3 separate regions of the Mus musculus genome follow, and all the other regions are linked to region 2. The links are chromatin loops, found by intact Hi-C in ENCODE. Cell type or tissue: heart. All regions are shown on one strand. Each heading gives the region's core, and the rest is flanking DNA. Links, peaks and the distances in the headings are about the cores only. Region 1 overlaps Trabd2b (TraB domain containing 2B). Region 2 overlaps Trabd2b (TraB domain containing 2B). Region 3 overlaps Trabd2b (TraB domain containing 2B).

Evidence for each region. Hi-C counts contacts between places; a loop is a spot of excess contacts. Peaks named below come from ENCODE experiments on the same cell type or tissue, not always from the same donor. Only the 100,000 strongest peaks of a DNase experiment are listed, where the experiment ranks them.
Region 1: it touches region 2 in a loop (2.1-fold over the local background); 2 of 42 quality-filtered maps call a loop at or near these places.
Region 3: a loop joins it to region 2, with 2.0 times the contacts of the local background. A loop is called at or near these places in 2 of 42 quality-filtered maps.

Annotation. Positions count from the first base shown.
Region 1 is chr4:114,582,605-114,587,997 of GRCm38, reverse strand. Trabd2b (TraB domain containing 2B) reads right to left here. Exons shown (of 7, transcript NM_001085549.1): 4 at 1,366-1,540. Gm33655 (a long non-coding RNA gene) reads left to right here. Exons shown (of 4, transcript XR_003955095.1): 3 at 2,834-2,944. Among named protein-coding and RNA genes, the nearest start is that of Gm12829, 95 kb to the left of the region's middle. In heart, for the core only: no CTCF peak of the experiment used is centred there; a DNase peak (open chromatin) is centred at 3,133; H3K27me3 peaks cover 1,041 bases.
Region 2 is chr4:114,531,616-114,537,008 of GRCm38, reverse strand. All of the region lies in intron 2 of Trabd2b (TraB domain containing 2B), which reads right to left. Among named protein-coding and RNA genes, the nearest start is that of Gm33710, 110 kb to the right of the region's middle. In heart, for the core only: a CTCF peak has its summit at 2,898; DNase peaks (open chromatin) are centred at 2,508 and 2,898.
Region 3 is chr4:114,592,899-114,598,291 of GRCm38, reverse strand. The region is part of intron 4 of Trabd2b (TraB domain containing 2B); the gene reads right to left. All of the region lies in intron 1 of Gm33655 (a long non-coding RNA gene), which reads left to right. Among named protein-coding and RNA genes, the nearest start is that of Gm12829, 85 kb to the left of the region's middle. In heart, for the core only: no CTCF peak of the experiment used is centred there; DNase peaks (open chromatin) are centred at 2,641 and 2,971; H3K27ac peaks cover 482 bases; H3K27me3 peaks cover 2,256 bases.

The sequences.
Region 1 (5,393 bases), core at 1,888-4,387, 51 kb before region 2:
CTGCAGTGGACCATACCAGTCATTGAGGGGGCAGAGCTCTCTCTCTATGCAGTTTCCATGGCCTTTATGAGCTATTTTCCAAGGGCCTGCATCCATGTCTGAGATTCTCCTATGAGCCTCACTTTGATGGAGATTCACAAGTGGGGAAAACAGCTTGGATAAATATACTCCCAACTCTGACTCTCAACATCCTTGGAGCTGAACGGGGGCAGAGGAGGCACAGAGATAGACTGTGGACAGCCCCGTTTACAGAGTCTAAATATTCACAGGGGCCCGTGTGGTTTGGACTGACTGCTTGGCCTGAAGGGTGTAGGTAAAGGCTATAGGAAGAGAGGCAGAGCAGTGGACTGATCTATAAGCTGCCATCTTGTTTGTCTGAGATAGGGCTTACTCTATATCTCTGGCTGACTTTGAACTTACTAGTCAGGCCAGGCTGGCCTCAGAGATCTACCTGCCTATTTGTCCAGAGGGTTTGGACTATGGGTGTACATCATCACACCCAGCTGTAAGTTATTTTAAAATTTTCACAGAACACAGGTGGATTCCACACATTTAAGTGGCAGCAAGTAAATAGTTATTATAAATCACAGATCCAAAATTGACTAACTCAGAACTTGCATACAATCCTGGCTCCAATGCAGCCATTGGAGACAGCCAGAGAAAAGCAGGAAGGGTAAAGAGGAACAGAGACTAAGGGCCCCAAGGAGCCCTGTGTAGACATCTTCTGATCCCTTTGCAGGAGAAGAAAAATCCCCAGAAACATTTAGCTCATGCTAAGCATCACTATGTTGCCATGGTTCATTATAATTGTGATGATGATAGTGATAATGATGATTGCAAGTGCCATTCTGGGTCCCCACCATATGTAAGGTTATTTAAATGTCACTCATCCTTACAGCTACACTATAGCTTGGATACTTTACATTCATCAAATCGTTGATGCTGTCCTTCCCATTAACAGAAGAGAAAAATTGAACTTTTGAGAAAGTACCAGCTAAGGTGACATGACATATGGCCCTGTTGGAGTTGGAGTTACAACTGTGGGCTGTCTCCCTTCCTCACTCATGAGGCCACAGACCCTTCTGATTAGCCCTGGTTCTAGGTTGAGTGGGTCCAGACTTGGATGAGAACGGAAAGATTGTTTGGGTCTCACATATATCCACCTGGTACTTGAAGGACCTGAGAAAGTTAACCTGTACTGGGCAGGGGGTGCTTCCCTTGCCAAGGGAGATGCTATGAGAGAACACGTGATTCAGAAGCTGGGGAAGCACTAGGGTTCTAGCTCTGCTACTGGGTACTATGTGGCTTTCATACCCTCTTCTGGGCCTCAGCTTTTCCCTTGACAAGTAGAGGTCAGAGCCAAACCTGCTCCGAAGGCAAAGAAGCAGATCTTGTCCTGGTTTTCCTGCAGCAGCGCCATGACCCTCTTTCCCATGCGCTCATTCCTCTTGTAGATGAGCTCCTGCCGGAAGTAGCTGTCGATTTCCTGGGCTGTCACCTGCTCATGAGGTGGGAGGGTGGTGTTGATGAAGTTGGGTAGCTGCAATGGTAAGACAGGTCCTTTAGGTCTTGATGTGGCAGGGCACATGTCAGATAAACCCCAGGTAGGACTGTCGACTTACCTTTCTGAAGCCCTAGAGCATGCTCTCTGTTTCCTGTTTATCATCAACCCTCATACCCTCAAAGATGAGCACTGCTACCGTTGTACATGTGAAGCAAGCCTGAGAGAGAAAGAGCTTGAGACCTGTGGTCACAGCCAGTGTATAGTGGAGCTACACCCAGGTCTGCCTGGTATTTCTCTGGAGGTTGGGACCCAGGGTGTTGGGACTATGCTGGGTTCCTTATGTCCTTCCTTCAGCCCTGAATCCAGCACTACGTGGACAAGGAACCCAATTCAACAAGAGGGTGAGAATGACAGCTATGTCGAGAAGGCCATAGGGCTTGGGGTGAAGGTGACTTGAGCTTTGGATTCAGTTCTGATACAGCGTATAGTGACCAAGCCACTCCACTTTGCTGAGCCCTGACTCTCATTTGTAGGAAGGACTGATGGGAGGGATTAAAGGAGATGAGGGTCACTACTGTGGCCTTATTCAGCGCTTTGCTCTACAGAGATGAGCAGGGCAGAACTTTCACCTTTTCCCATGTCTGAGCCACTGTCTGCCCATCTGTCTTCAAATTTTCAGAAACTTCTTGAAAACTATCCCAGGATCACAGATCCTTCCAGACTGATGCTTGTGGGATAAGCTGCCTAGAGATTGTCCATCTTTACAGTTCTGGGTCCTTTTCTCTCCCTACTGTGTCACTTTCCACACAGCCTGAGGCCTGGCAACAGCTCTGTGGATGTGCTCTTAAACTAGGCAGAGGGATCCTTGAGTTTAAGGACAAAGTCGGGTCATTCCAAGTCCCCAGGGCCTGCTACATAAAAGATGCCTATCAGGGGTCAAATGTGAATGTAAGATTGCACTGCCCCTTCTGGGTTGTTGTGTTTTTATTGTTTCATCTCTCTGGCCTGGAAGGTAGGTCCAGCCATTCTAGCACCATCTCCTTCAACATGTGCATGGAGCTGCTGGGGAAAGTAAGGCAGTGAATGAAATCACACTGTCTTTCCTCTCCATTCCCCATGCATAGCATCCTTCAAGCTCCTGTTCATAGGACATTCCTCATTGTCACCTAACTAAGTACAAACCATAAAATACTAGTCTGGACTGAAACATGAGGGGAGGTTGTACCCAACGACACCAACTTCCTAGAGATCTTAGTCCCCTAGGAAAGCCAATTTTTATGGCTTTTTAACCCAAGCACATGTTTTTTTTTTTTTTTTTTTTTTTTACAGCCACAGAGGAGTTATCAACATCCTTTCTGAGAAAGATGGGGGAGTCAACAGCCTGAACCCTGAGGGTTTGTGAGGAGGGCAGGACATCTGCCTCTGCTCTGCCAAGAACAAGTGAGAGAAATGGATAGTAAGAGTATCTGCATCTTACAGCTCCTTTGTCAGAGGAGCCGGACCCACTGCTCTGGGATGGAGAAGGAAGTGATGTGATTGTCTCAGCCTGAGTAGTGCACAATGTGTACAATGTGCACAGCAGCCCTGCTCATGCCTAGGCCAGTACAGAGCTGGCACCCAGAGACTGCTTGCTTGGCAGATAGACAAATGAGGGAATGGAGTTCTTATCCTCCTCCACACTGGAAGGGATGACTGGCAGCTCTGATGAAATAGGTCACACTTGACTTGATGTAGTTCCAGGAGATGCTAAAGATTTTTGAGTCAGGGTGGAGAACAGAGAGGCTATGACTAGAAGGACTATTTCCAGAAACACGCCTCTCAAAGGCTCTTCTCCATTTATGGGGTTTGGGAGAGGATAGGAGGCCAAGCTTTACTACATGTTAGTGTTTGTTAAGTCACTGAACAAGTGGATGGATGAGCAGGATGATTGGCAGTTGAGGAAGAGTGTTGATGAGCACAGGTCCTGCAGTCACACAGCCAGTGCAGCTTGGGTTGTACCTTTCATTGCCTGGTGCACTCTAGGTTATGTGGTCTCTCTGAGTCCCACATTCTTCATTGGTAACAGGGTGACATACATGACTTTTACATGGATTCAATGAGACCAGCTTTGAAAGATGCTAGCACAGTAAGGCACTGTGAATATAGCCATATATATATATGCATCACATACACACACAATATATGTGTAATGGCATCCTGCATTGTCACCTTCATGTGATGCTATGGGTTATCAGGGACAGGTGGCCTACAGAGATGACAGATGGTCATTAGAACTATCAGACAGAAGTGAAGGAAGAGGACCTGATCCCCTTCTTTCTTCTGTGGATCATGGGATCTATGAGCAGGTACCCCTCCTTCCTGCTCTGCTTCCTGCCCACAAAGTGCATCTGCATAAGGATTCCCCAGGGAGACTTGAGCTATTTATAAGAACAAGAAAGAGTGAAACTTCAAAACCATGAAGAAGTAGGACTGGATATTCAGCTTCCCCTGGGCTTCCCAGCCACTGCCTAGCACTCTCTTAGAGTCTCATGATGATGGGCTTTGGCCCCATGCCAAGGATGGGGCCTGGGTCTGGGCCAGGGCTGGGGGAGAAGCAAATTAATGATGTCATTAGACTTGTCTGGGGCCTTAAATCTCCCATGACAAGTTTAAGTGGAGGGCATATGATAACATTTCCAATAGATCATGGAATGTCCCTAGAGTTCGAGAGAGATTGGTGTGTGATGGGGTGACAAAGATACGGTCTAGGCAGGGCTGGGGTGAAGTTATGGGGGAGGGGTTCAGTGTAGGCTCCCCTGACCTGTGGCTAGGGATAGCCAAGTGCCCAGGTCTGTTGATTATACTCAACTACCCATTTCCCTGTACCCATCTACCCAGCAAATACCCTCTGAGAGCCTCCCTAGGTCCTGCCCCATGTCAGGCTAGAGGCTACCTCAGCACCCTTTGCTGTCTCCCCTGAGACTCCTAGGCCCATGGAAGAGTCAGCCATTCTTGTAAGAACTACGGGATATGCAGTGGGAGAGGGCAGGGAGGGAAGCAGGGTTCACAGAGGGGCCTTGAAGTATGATTATGTGGTCTGGTTCATCTGGGTCAGCCCAGGTTTATGGTTGAAGGAGATTGCTGCACTCCTATCAATTATCTTGACTCTAAGTAATAATATTTTACTGTATACTATTTGAATAAAACATATCTGTGGCTACTGTGCCCCTCAGGGGGGTAGGGACCACAGGTTTCTCAGGGAGGACTTCTGAGTGGCCCTCCCATTATGAATACTAACAATGCCAGTGGCCTGCAGCTGTAGCATCAGGGAGCACTCATTGCTGAGGACGGGGATGGAGGAGTGAGGAGGTATACAGTTAGTGGGTAAGGGGCACTGGGCCTCAGGCCCTGTTCCATCCTGGCTGCCAAAGGTTACTTTATCAATCTCACCACTGCAGCCAGAGCTATATTTGTTCTCTGTTATGCAAACCATGCCCTCTGGAGACATCAGTCAGACCCCCCTGTCAGCTTCTCACCTGGGAAGCTCCACTAACAAGCTTAGTTCCTACTTTATGATTGCCCTGAAGTCTTCCTGACCTCAGCAGGGTGACAAGCCCTAAAGCTTCCAGATCTCCAGACCTCAAGACTGTTGAGGCCTCTGGCTGCCGATAGAGCTTCACATAGAAGGATGTGCAAGGGTAGTGTCCAAGTCTCATGACCCTGGCTTTCTGCACAGTAGGGCAGGTTTTCTGTGAACTCCATATAGAGCCTGGACTATGATTCAAATCTGGCTAGACCATTTGCAATTACTGGGGACATGGCTACTGCTATCAGAGGTCAGCAGTATTTCTGGACATAGGCTCAAAGGTAAACAGAGTTGACCAACCCCCAAGCTCACCCTGTGCCTCTC
Region 2 (5,393 bases), core at 1,756-4,255:
CTAAGTCCACTGCCAAGGTGCTATCAAGGGCTGATCAGGATACTGGAATGTCTAAAAGGTCTCCCCTGGTCAGGCAAGTAGACTGCTTTCTCTGAAATATGCTATGCAAAATTACTCCACCACCCAGAACTTATCACCCATGTTCTCATGAATCTGTGCCCATATATCTACCCCCTTTAGGCATGGGAGTTTCACTTTGTCTACCTTTATGTCCCCAGTGTTGACACAGAGCCTGGCATGGATTGAAGTGCCTGATATAAAGGACAGGGTTGAAAAGAGATGAAGAGTTCATGACACAGTTACATAGAGTGCTATCCCACAAGACAGATGAGAAAACTGAGGCCTGATGTGATAGAGTCAAGTTCTCCAGGTGCTGCAGGACACAGCCCCAGCTGGAGTCTGTGCATGGCAGCTTTTGCATATTGTTTTTTTGCTTTTAGAAGAACCCCCAAACCCTGGCCTACCTTAATCCACTCAACTAGGTGGTGTGAAGCCCAGTCAGGAGGGAAATTGTCCACATTACAAAAATCATACGAAAGAAATTATGGATGGAAAAATCATTACCTTATAAATTGGCCAAGCTGTTCAGAACTTGTAGGAAACAGGGCATATAAAATTCTCATGGCACTTTGGGGCTTTGATAGCTCCTCATTACAGCTCTCAGACTCCAGTGAAAAATGTCCTCACCCAGAGAGGGCTAATTTTACTTTATTAATGACATGGGGTGGGGTTGAAGCCATAAATTCCGGCTACCTGAGTGCCTGAAGCTTGGGACAGAGCTTTGGAGAGATATTATCTCCTGTGGCTATGCTGCCCTTGGTGATCTTTGCTGCTGCCAAGAGGAGAAGATGGACTCCTGCCCTGGACCCTTGCCTGTAGACCACAAAATGCAGTTGGAGGAGAGGAATGGCCACCTAGCTTTGCTCTGATAAGATAGACTGATCTGTTCAGCAGTTTGGCTTAATAAGAAATATAGCACCAAGAATAGAGGGATCTACAAAGTGGTGCCCTCGATTTTAGGTGTATTCTTAATTATTCCACTCACATCTCGTCAAGTTGACGTGTAACCAGGGTTAGGACTCATGCTACACAAATCATGTGTGTAAGGACCATGTCATAGGCCCACAGGCGATTTGGAATTTTAAAGCTACAGTCATAACAGAGAATGATTGACCCAGCCCTGACCCCGGAAGACACCTCCAGCTTCCCACCTCTGTTACAGCTGTCATCAGCACACAGAGCTCTTCTAGCTTAAGTTTTTTTTTTCCCTTGTCCATGTAACCAATGAGGACAGCGAGGGCCTAGAAGCATTCCATTAATCCTGGAGTAGTGATCTGGAAGAGGAGAAAAGCAGGTCACGGTCATCTTACCCTCACTCCAACAATTGCCTAGTTGCCTTCAGATCCTCCTCTATGCAGCAGTGCTGGTGAATCATGGCTGCCAAGTCCCAACTCCATGGCCCTAAAATTCCTAGCTCTTACTGACCATGGAAAATGGAGGGTCTGTTTGTCTTTTCTCTCCCCTTAGGACACACCACTATGACCTTCCTCAATTTTGTTATATAATTATTCATCCTTCTACCTCTGAAAGGTCATATAACCTATGGCAAGTATCATGTGTGCTGCCTAGTCTGATGCGGAGCTTTGCATCAGATCAGGATTGATCAGGACACTGGGAATGTCTAAGGGTCTCCCCTGGCCAGACAAGTAGACCGCATTTGGTTTTGAGAACCAAAAGCTGTTAAGAGGATGTTACAGGTTGCACTGTATCCCTCTCATCCTAGTTTATGACAGTCTTTTTTCAGAGTGCAATTGTATTTGGAGGTGGAATGATCTCCTGGTGACCATGATAATATGAGGCCCTTCATGTGGGTCCTAATCCAACCCAACTGTCATCTTTATGAAAGGGGATGGGGACACATAGACTCCAGAGGTATGTACAGCAGGACAACAATGTGATAAGACAACAAAAAAGCTGCTGTCAGTGGTCCAAGGAGAGAGAGGCCTTAGGAGAAACCAGCCTTGCCAGCACCTGGACCCTGGAGCCCACTTCTAGTATGAAGGACTAAATTCCAATTGATGGCACCATTCAGTCTGCGGCTCTTTGGTATAGCAGTCCCAGCAGAATAAAATATTACTTTATGAAAGCTGCCAAGATGAGACTTGAACTTGTGTCTTCTGCCTGTCAGTTCTGACTTTCCCCACCACGGAGAAAAGCACATGAGAAAAGCACGGAGAAAAGCACGTCTCAAAATCTCCGACAGCTAGTGTGTGCATTTTGAGAAGACAGCAGCTACACACTGCAGATTTCCATTTGGCAGCAGACACTGTGAGTCTTTGCTGGCATGCCTTGGGAGGGTCTGAATGGTTAGCTCTGGAGCAGAGGAGGGCAGGCCAAGCTGGCCCCCAAGGAAGCTTGGCTCCTAGTGTCTTTGTTACAGCTGTGGTCAGCACTAGTCCTTGTACAACAATCTTCTTGCTCAACCCCTGCAGCCAAAAGTAGAATCCCCTGATGGGCCATTTGGCTCAATTCAGGGTTTCACAGGCCTGTTCCTTCCAGAAGAAGTTGCTGACCCGGCCAACACTGGCCCACAGACTCACAGGAGAATTGCAAAACCCATGGCATTTACTCAGGTTGAATCCCCTGCCTTGGGTCTTTGAGCTACTTCTTTATGTGAAAGAAAATCTATTTCCCACCCTCAGCTGTGAAGTGGCTAGACTACAGAGAATGGTGTTAATGGAATACCGCATAGAAGGTGTGGCTTCTTGGGGATCCTTCTACAGGTCACAGGTCCACAGAGGATGTCTCAGACTTCCTGAAGGAGCTAACCCAGCTCTCCTTGGCCAAGCCAGGGACAAAGATCTGGAAACTATAAGTGACAGCTGATAGAGGACTTTCTCATGCTTACTGCTGCCTCAGGAGGGAGTAGGCTATTTAATGTTGCCAAGCTTATCAGCAAGGGTGGTATTTGAGCTACTGTTGGAAGCTGAGGAAAGACTCCAACGTCATATGATATGGCAAGTTGACCAAAATGACCTCAAGAGGCCTCTAAGCCTTGAAAGAGCAGAAGTCTATGAGTCTAGTCATTGTTTCAATAAATATTCACTTGCCAAAGTATCTATCAGGCCTGTGTTGAGAATGCAGGATTCTTTGCATGTGTATCTGCAAGTGCCTGCATACTCAGACAGATAGACAGACAGACAGACAGACAGACAGACAGCGGGAGTGTGCACATGTAGGAGAAGGGGACTAGTGTATAGTTTCAGATGAAGGCCCAGGATGTGCTGTCCCAGTCACACAGTCCTCCCCCGCCCCATTCTAAAATGCTCCTAGTTGACTTCTACCTGCAATGCAGTAATTTTTAAATTTAATTTATTTGATTTTATTTATTTTAACTTTTTTAAAAAAAAAAGTACTCTGGCCTGCAAGCCCCACCCTAAACAATCCAGGCTGAGGAATGCCCGCTACCCTCTGGACCACCCAGGACAGAAAGTAGAGTGTGGACACTTGGTTCCCTACCTCTCTGTTGGACAGGTTTGGGGGCGTATTCTTGGAGCCATGTCTAGCATGGAGCAGACTGAGCTTTCCCCAGAAGACTTTATTGCTGAGGCTCTTTCAAGAGAGGAAGAGAGTTCTCAGACAGACAAGGCCAGCTCTTCAGAGGACATTGTGGGGGAAAACTCAGCTTCCCTGTGCAGAAGACAGAAGAAGGAGGAGCCAGTGTGATCTTCTTACTAGCCAAAAAACAGGGGAAGACTGCATTCCACCACAGATCCATCCTTTCTGACACCCAAGCATGCCTATTTCTTTCCTGTCTTAGTCCTTATACTTCTGCTCCACATACATCCGAGTCTCAGTTCAGTTTCCTCCCCCACTTCTGGAAGTCTCTCCTGCCCTCTATCATTTGTACACTTGTTCCTTTTTCCCATCCCAGGTCCCACCCTCACGTTAGCTCTTGAATACTGAAATATCCTGTCAGCTTCTGAAATACAATGAATAGATAAATGATCAAAATGGGTACCTAGCCCCTTATAGGCATCTGGGGCCTAAGGAGACTCACAGGAATAAATGCAAACCTGCAGAGGTTAGAGGTTCAGGGGTAGAGACAGAGTGGATGCAGGTGCTCATGGGAGGGCAGAGACCCAGGTAGAGGAAGCTCTGACACTTAGCTCAGCAAGTAACTGAGAAATTTGGAGTTTTGTTTTTTCCTACTACTGAGTATTGAACATAGGGCCTAGGTAAGCACTTTACCACTTGGGCTGAACTTGTACTTGAGATGAAATAACGCCAAGTGTTCTAGATTTGGAGGCTTTTGGCATTTGCTTAGGTAAGTGGCACCCATTGTTTCCAATGACAATGGTATAATATCTTCTAGGTAATCTACAAGCATTATATAAGTATTCAGGAAGATGTCTGTAGGTTATATGCAAATACTATGCCATTTTATATTGAGGGCTTTTGTGTCCTGGAACTTGTTCCTGCAGATACCCAAACAAACAAACAAACAAACAAACAAACTACATCAGACCTGAAGGCACCTGTCTACATGTCTCTCACCAGAAAATTGCACTTGGCCCTAGGAAATAAGAACTATTAAGGAAGCAGAGGACCAGAGAAGTCAAGCTGGGACCATTCAGCTACTATGTGTCAGAGGCAAGTCTTAAACCTTGGCTATTTGGTTCTATAATCTATGCTTTCAGAAAATGTGACTAACATAGTGGCCCCTGACAAGTGTCTTAGAAGTGACAAGACACAAAACAGTACAGACAAGTGCTGGGGACACTATCAGGTCACCTCATAGCTGGGGGGGGGGGGGGGGGGAACACGGAGATAGAAATTGTCCTTAGGATAACCCTTAATCCAAATACCCTTGAAACTTTGATGTATCTCAGAAATGACATCTGAATCCATAAAGTGGCTGGGGACAGATGAGGTTGAGAGAGATTCAGAGCAGAGCTCCTTCTGCATAGGGTCTGAGGGGATCCTGCCCCAAGGAACTGTACTCAACGGACTCTAAGGTGGCCTTTGTTTGTGTCTTGAAGGGGAGGAATTCCAGGCCAAAGTAATCTAACGGAGCATGAAGGGAATTGCGTTTCGGGCTTCCCACTTCCTGATCTGCTGCAGGATTCATTTTCATGATTCCTTTTGAATGGTGTGAGTCTGTTCTGAAGGCTGAACACGGGTCCCATGTGTCCACACAGCGCCAAGAATCCTGGCCTTTCCCGAAGTTCAGCAGGGCCAACCCCTTCTGGCCATGTCTGGCCAGAACCCCTGGGAACTGCAGCTCTCTGGCAGCACAGGTGGACTTACACAGCCACTGTGATTTCACCAATGTCCTCTGTGCTTAGTCACTCCTGTTATGCTTGCAGCACTGATTATAAGTTATTTGATTT
Region 3 (5,393 bases), core at 1,546-4,045, 61 kb before region 2:
CTATCCCAGCCTGTGCTATACTTCCTCTGAACGCTTGGGTGCATAGGGTACCTCCCAGAGTCTCAGTTTTCTCTGTCAGAGGGAGGGATTGAAATGCAGGATGAACATAGGCTTCCCTAGCCCGTGGTCCATAGGAGAAGGTTTTGTTTTATTCAAGATCCCCTGAAAAGATGTTTCCCCTTTCTTCCTCCCTCCTTCCCTTTCCCTCCCTCCTTCCATTGCTTTTCTTCCCTCCCCTTTCCCTTTCCTCCCCCCTCATTTCCTCTTTTTTCTTTTCTCCTTGACTCTCTCTCTTCTCATACACTAATGCCATTGGTTTAGTGAACACTGACTATTGCATAGCCCATGCTTGGATGGTGATGACAGTCCTAGTGCGGCTCCTCTGTCTCAGATTCTGGCTCTTAGGATCAGGGCACTATCTCGAATGCATAGGACACCGCAGGAAGTTGTGCAGGTGTGTGAGACATCTACAATAATGTGGTGACAGGGAAGACTTCCTGGAGGAGGCAGTGCTACTAGGTGGGGATGGGAATGGGGTGGGGTGAGAGGTCCAGGTGGAGGGCAGTGTGTGCAACTGGAGGAGGAACGAGGCAGGCAGGGGTCTCTATGCAGGAGAGACAGAAGCGCAGGAGTGAACTGTGACGCACAGGAGTGAACTGTGACGCACAGGAGTGAACTGTGACGCACAGGTGAGAACTGTGACGCACAGATTCTGACTTTGACCTGGCATGCTGACAACAAGCCCCTCGTCTCTCCCTCAGCCTGTGTGCTGGCTCGATTCTTTCAACTCCACACAGACCAGAGTCACCTGAGAAGAGAGAACTTCAAAGGAGTATGGCCTTCATCAGATTAGATTGATCTGTGGGCATGTCTGTGGGGCTTTTAAAAATTTATTTTTGATAATTAATACAGCAGGGCTCAGCCCACTGTGTGAGGTATCAACCTTGGGCAGGAGGCTGTGGGTTGGATAAGAAAGCAAACCAAGTAAGCCAGAAAGCAGCATTCTTCCATGGTCTCTACTTCAGTTCCTGCCTCCAGTTTCTGCCCTACCCTTTCTGGGCAATGAACTGTTACCCGGAAATGTAAGACAAACCCTTTCTTCCCCTAGGTTGCTTTTGGTCACAGTGCTTTACTACAGAAATGGAAACCAACTAAGACAGCCTACGATCCTAGCTTTCCTGACACTGGTGTCTTTCCCCACAAATGTCAAATGAGCCTGTAGCTCTTCAGCCTAGAGAGGCAGGGGGAGTAAAAGTCCTTGGCAAGGATGCTATATTAAGGGAGCTGAAACTGTCCCTGGATAGGTAGGAGTTATCACCCTCATTTGGCTCTGTTGAGCTGGAAGAGAGCAGTGGGTACTCTCTTCAATGCTCAGGAGGAAGGACTCTGCCAGGTACTAATGGCCCCTGCTCTGGACAATGAGGTAAGTCCCCCTCTTTGTATATGGAGAACTGGCTTTAATGATAAGCTCCAATGGTCCAACTGAGGTCCCCACATCTGCCCAGAAGTCTTCAAGAGCTATCAGTGAAAACTCCAAATTGTATGATGTCCAGGAGAAGCAGGTGACACCCACTGACTGTCCGAGGCTATACTGTGGATTGTCAGAGGGCCCAGGCTTGGCATAACTCTATGTGGTTTCTGTGGTGTAGACCTCAAGGGATGCTGCTTTGTTGTGAGCTCTGGGTGTCTCCCATGTCTGCTTAAGAACCCTGGCACTCCCTCAATCTTAAGGTTTCTGAATTGGATTGCTTTCCTTAGTCTGGGGATACTTAGAGAAAGCGAGCAGGTCTAGCTCAAATTTCCACCATCTCCTCCTCTGAGCCACACTCTTCTCTCCCCCTCTCATCCTTCCTCCTGGGAGAATGGTACTTCTCCTCTATGCTCCTTGTCAACTCTAGGAACGACCCTTCTATATCATCTGTGCCCAGAACTCAGTGATGTAATCCTGAATCCCAGCCAGTGTTCCTGACATTTACCCTTTCTGGTGCTTGGTCTCATGAGATCCACAGTTGGAGCTTCTTAGTGCCCAAGCCTCCTACTGGTCTGTGCCCTTGTCATCGTGTCCTTACTCATCTGGTGACACCCTTAGTGGGCTTTCTTTTTCCCAGTCCAAACAGGAGCTGTGAAACCTGCCCTTGGCCTCTTTCCTCTCTGTTCTACTCATACCTCTGCTACCCACAGTAGTGATGACTAACTCAGTGGCCCATGGACATCTCCACATAACCCTCCCACGGAGCTCACTAACCCTGCTTACCCTCCTCCATGCTATTACTGTGCCTCTACTGGACATTGCTACTCAAGCTACCGTGACCTTCATCCTCCCCCAGTCAACAGAGACCCTGAATGTTTCCTCTCAAATATACTGGACCATCCAGCCACCACCACCTGCAGCCACACTGCAGTGCTCTTCTGTCCCTTCCAACTACAGCTAACCTGACCTGCCCACAGCCCTGATCTGAGTAACTCTGTGAGTGCTCTCACAGAGCCACCTGATGGGGGTGGAGGTGGGATATAAGCTTTCTGAGGGTGGGGCCGTGCCTGATTCATCTTTGTCCCCAGAGTTAAGCCCAAATCTGGCGCACCACCATGGCTCCACAAATGTTTGTTGAATGAATGAGTGACACAGCCTTTTACTCCACATCCTTTCCATGATCTCACCCTGTCCCCAGGAGACCCAAGTTTCCCCCATTCTTGTAGCCCAGCCCTGGCCCTTGGTGACTCTCCTCAAGATCCCACCAATCCTAGGAGCTTGGCCCCTATACAGGCCAGAGTCAGGGTCCAGCATATGCTGTCCCCAGGGGTTGGCAGACAGTGCTTAGGCTTGTCTCCAAAGTTGGAAATTCTGAACAAGGCACCACCCCCATGCTGGAACCTGCAGGCAAGGTGGTGGAAGGTTTCCAAAGGGGCCCCACAATGTTGGGGCTCAGCCTGCTTGGCTTGCCCATCCTCCCTGGGGCTCCTGGCCACCACTCAGCATCTCCCTCCAGCATTAGCTTCCAGCTGTTCTCTGGCCAGCTCTCTGCAGGAAGACACGTTCCATTTCATTTGCTGAGTCCAGAGAGGACAACAGAAGAGGAAAGAGAGGGCGGGGCACAGGGAGCTAAGGAGACACAAAGAGGGAAGTAGGAAGAAAAGCAGAGGGACTATCTATTACAGGGGGAAAATGGGAGTGGGGAGGAGAGAACTTTAGGACCTAGGAAGCAAAAGAAAAGGGCAGAGAAGAGAGGCCAGAGACCAGCTGTAAGAGATGTGGTAACAACTTCAGGGGGAGAAGAGGGAAGAGGAAAGATAGCCAGATGGGAATGGGGGTGGGGGAAAGAATATGATAGGACAGAGATTGGATGAAACCCACATAGAGAATGGAAAAGAAAGAAGCCAGGAGAGAGAGGACCAGAGTTGGCAGCAAAGGATGCAGTGCAGAGATGGTCCCAGGATGGACAGCATTAGATGGTCATCAGGAACATTCAGGCTTCAACACCATGGGGCAAGGCTGGACTTGTCTCCTGAAGACAAACCAGGGGCCACTTACAGACATCTACATACAAACAGGAAAGGGGTGGTAGGGTGTTCCAGAGTTGAGAAGAGGTTCCTTTCTTCTGGGTGTATGATGGGCTGTGCCAGTGTACAAGGCTTGGAGGACAGAGAGCATAGTCTGCCAGTCCCACCTGACCCTCTGGCATGGGTAGGTAGGGCATGGCAGAGCCTGGGCACAATACTCAGCCCATCCATGAACCCTGTGGCCTTGGGTAGTTTCCTTTCCCTCTTTGTGACTCAGCTTCCCCAAATGCAGTTGTACCATCTGGCTTCCATCCTCCCCATCCCCCACACTGTATGGTTTCACCTGGTGGTGACCTTAATACATTTAGAAGCTTCCAGACCACACTGTTCCATTTCATCCTCAAGTAGCCACTGAAGGTGCTCCCACTTTATAGATGAGGAAACTGAGGCTCAGCAAGGGGAATAGGACTTGCCCAAGGTCACATGCTGGTACGAGGTAAGGCTTTTTGGGGCTCATCCCCAGAACTGATCCAGTTCATGGCAAGCTCCATCACGTCTACTCTGAAGTACTTGGCAGCTGCAGAGATGCCAAGATCATGGTTGGGGGCAGGGAATGGTCAGAAATGTGTGTACCTTCCAAGGTTCAGCAGATTGGAGAGAAAGTGTGTCAAGTGCTCAGCATGAACAATGCGCCAATTAACTGGGCAATTTCAAGACTGCAGTGGGGGCTGGGTGGCGGAGGAGGAGAGGACCAGATGTTTCCCCCGCACAGGCTCCAGAGTAACGCGGGTGCCTTCGGCCAGCACACATGTTTTCTCTCCAGTGAGCATGCGGGTTTCCAGTTTTCCCCTCCTGGAAGAGGCATCCCAAGTCCGTATTTATGTTCCGTCTGAAATTAATGCAAGGGAAACTTTCAAATGCGAATCTCACTGCCAGGGCCTCCGGCCGGATATCAAACCAGAGCCATGTTTGTTTTCCCTAGGAAGTGTGACAGGAGGGGTGGATAATGAGGGGCACCAGGGCTTCTAGTCTATCCAGAGCTGTGTGGAGGGGACCTGGCTGACCTGGGCTTCCTCTCCTGCTCTGCAGTCACACAGCAAAAGGCTGAGCCTTCTCAGTTCATTGGGGACAGACTTGACATGGTCTGAGTAGCTAGCTTCATGCCAGGTTCTGAGACGCACTGTGGTGTCTACCCAAGGGAGAGATAGGTACACACAGAACAGTGATGAAGGGGCACAGGGATCAGGGAATGAGGAGGTAGGAAGGATGGAGAGGGTAGCTGTGGAGGCACAGCACCAGGGAATGTCACAGAGGGAAGAGAAGATGCCAATAGCGACTGGTCCTGCAGTTGAATATAAAGAGAAAGAGGAGGGGGAAGGTACTGTGAGCACTGGGGCAGGAGGGACAAGCTGTGGAATTCTGACTGCCCCAGGATGGTAAGAGGGCAGACTCTAGAAGGGACCAGACAGCATTTTCCCTAGCAATTGTCTGACAGGGTTGGAGAAGTGCTCTGCTTCCTGAGGTGTGGCACGGGAAACAAGGACATCCTCGGGAGTTGGTGATGCAGGGATGGAGCCACAGCCCCTTTCCTTTTAGTAGCCTTCGCTCTGTGCTCCTGTGTGGAAGCTTCTGGGATGCCGGGAATAAAAAATGAAACAGGGATGGATGAAAGACTGACTCTGCTTTGCCATCACTGTGGCAAAGGTGGACACAAACACCCTGGGTGACAAACTGCCTGCAGGCAGAATGTGCCTGCCGTGTTTGGATTAATTTTCTCTTTCAGCTACTCAATAGTCCAACTTGCCCATGTCACACAGGTATAAAAGGCAGAGCTGGGTCTATGCCTAGCCATGGCTCAGGTGTGTCCATAGCAAGGCACTTTTGAGGGTAGCTGC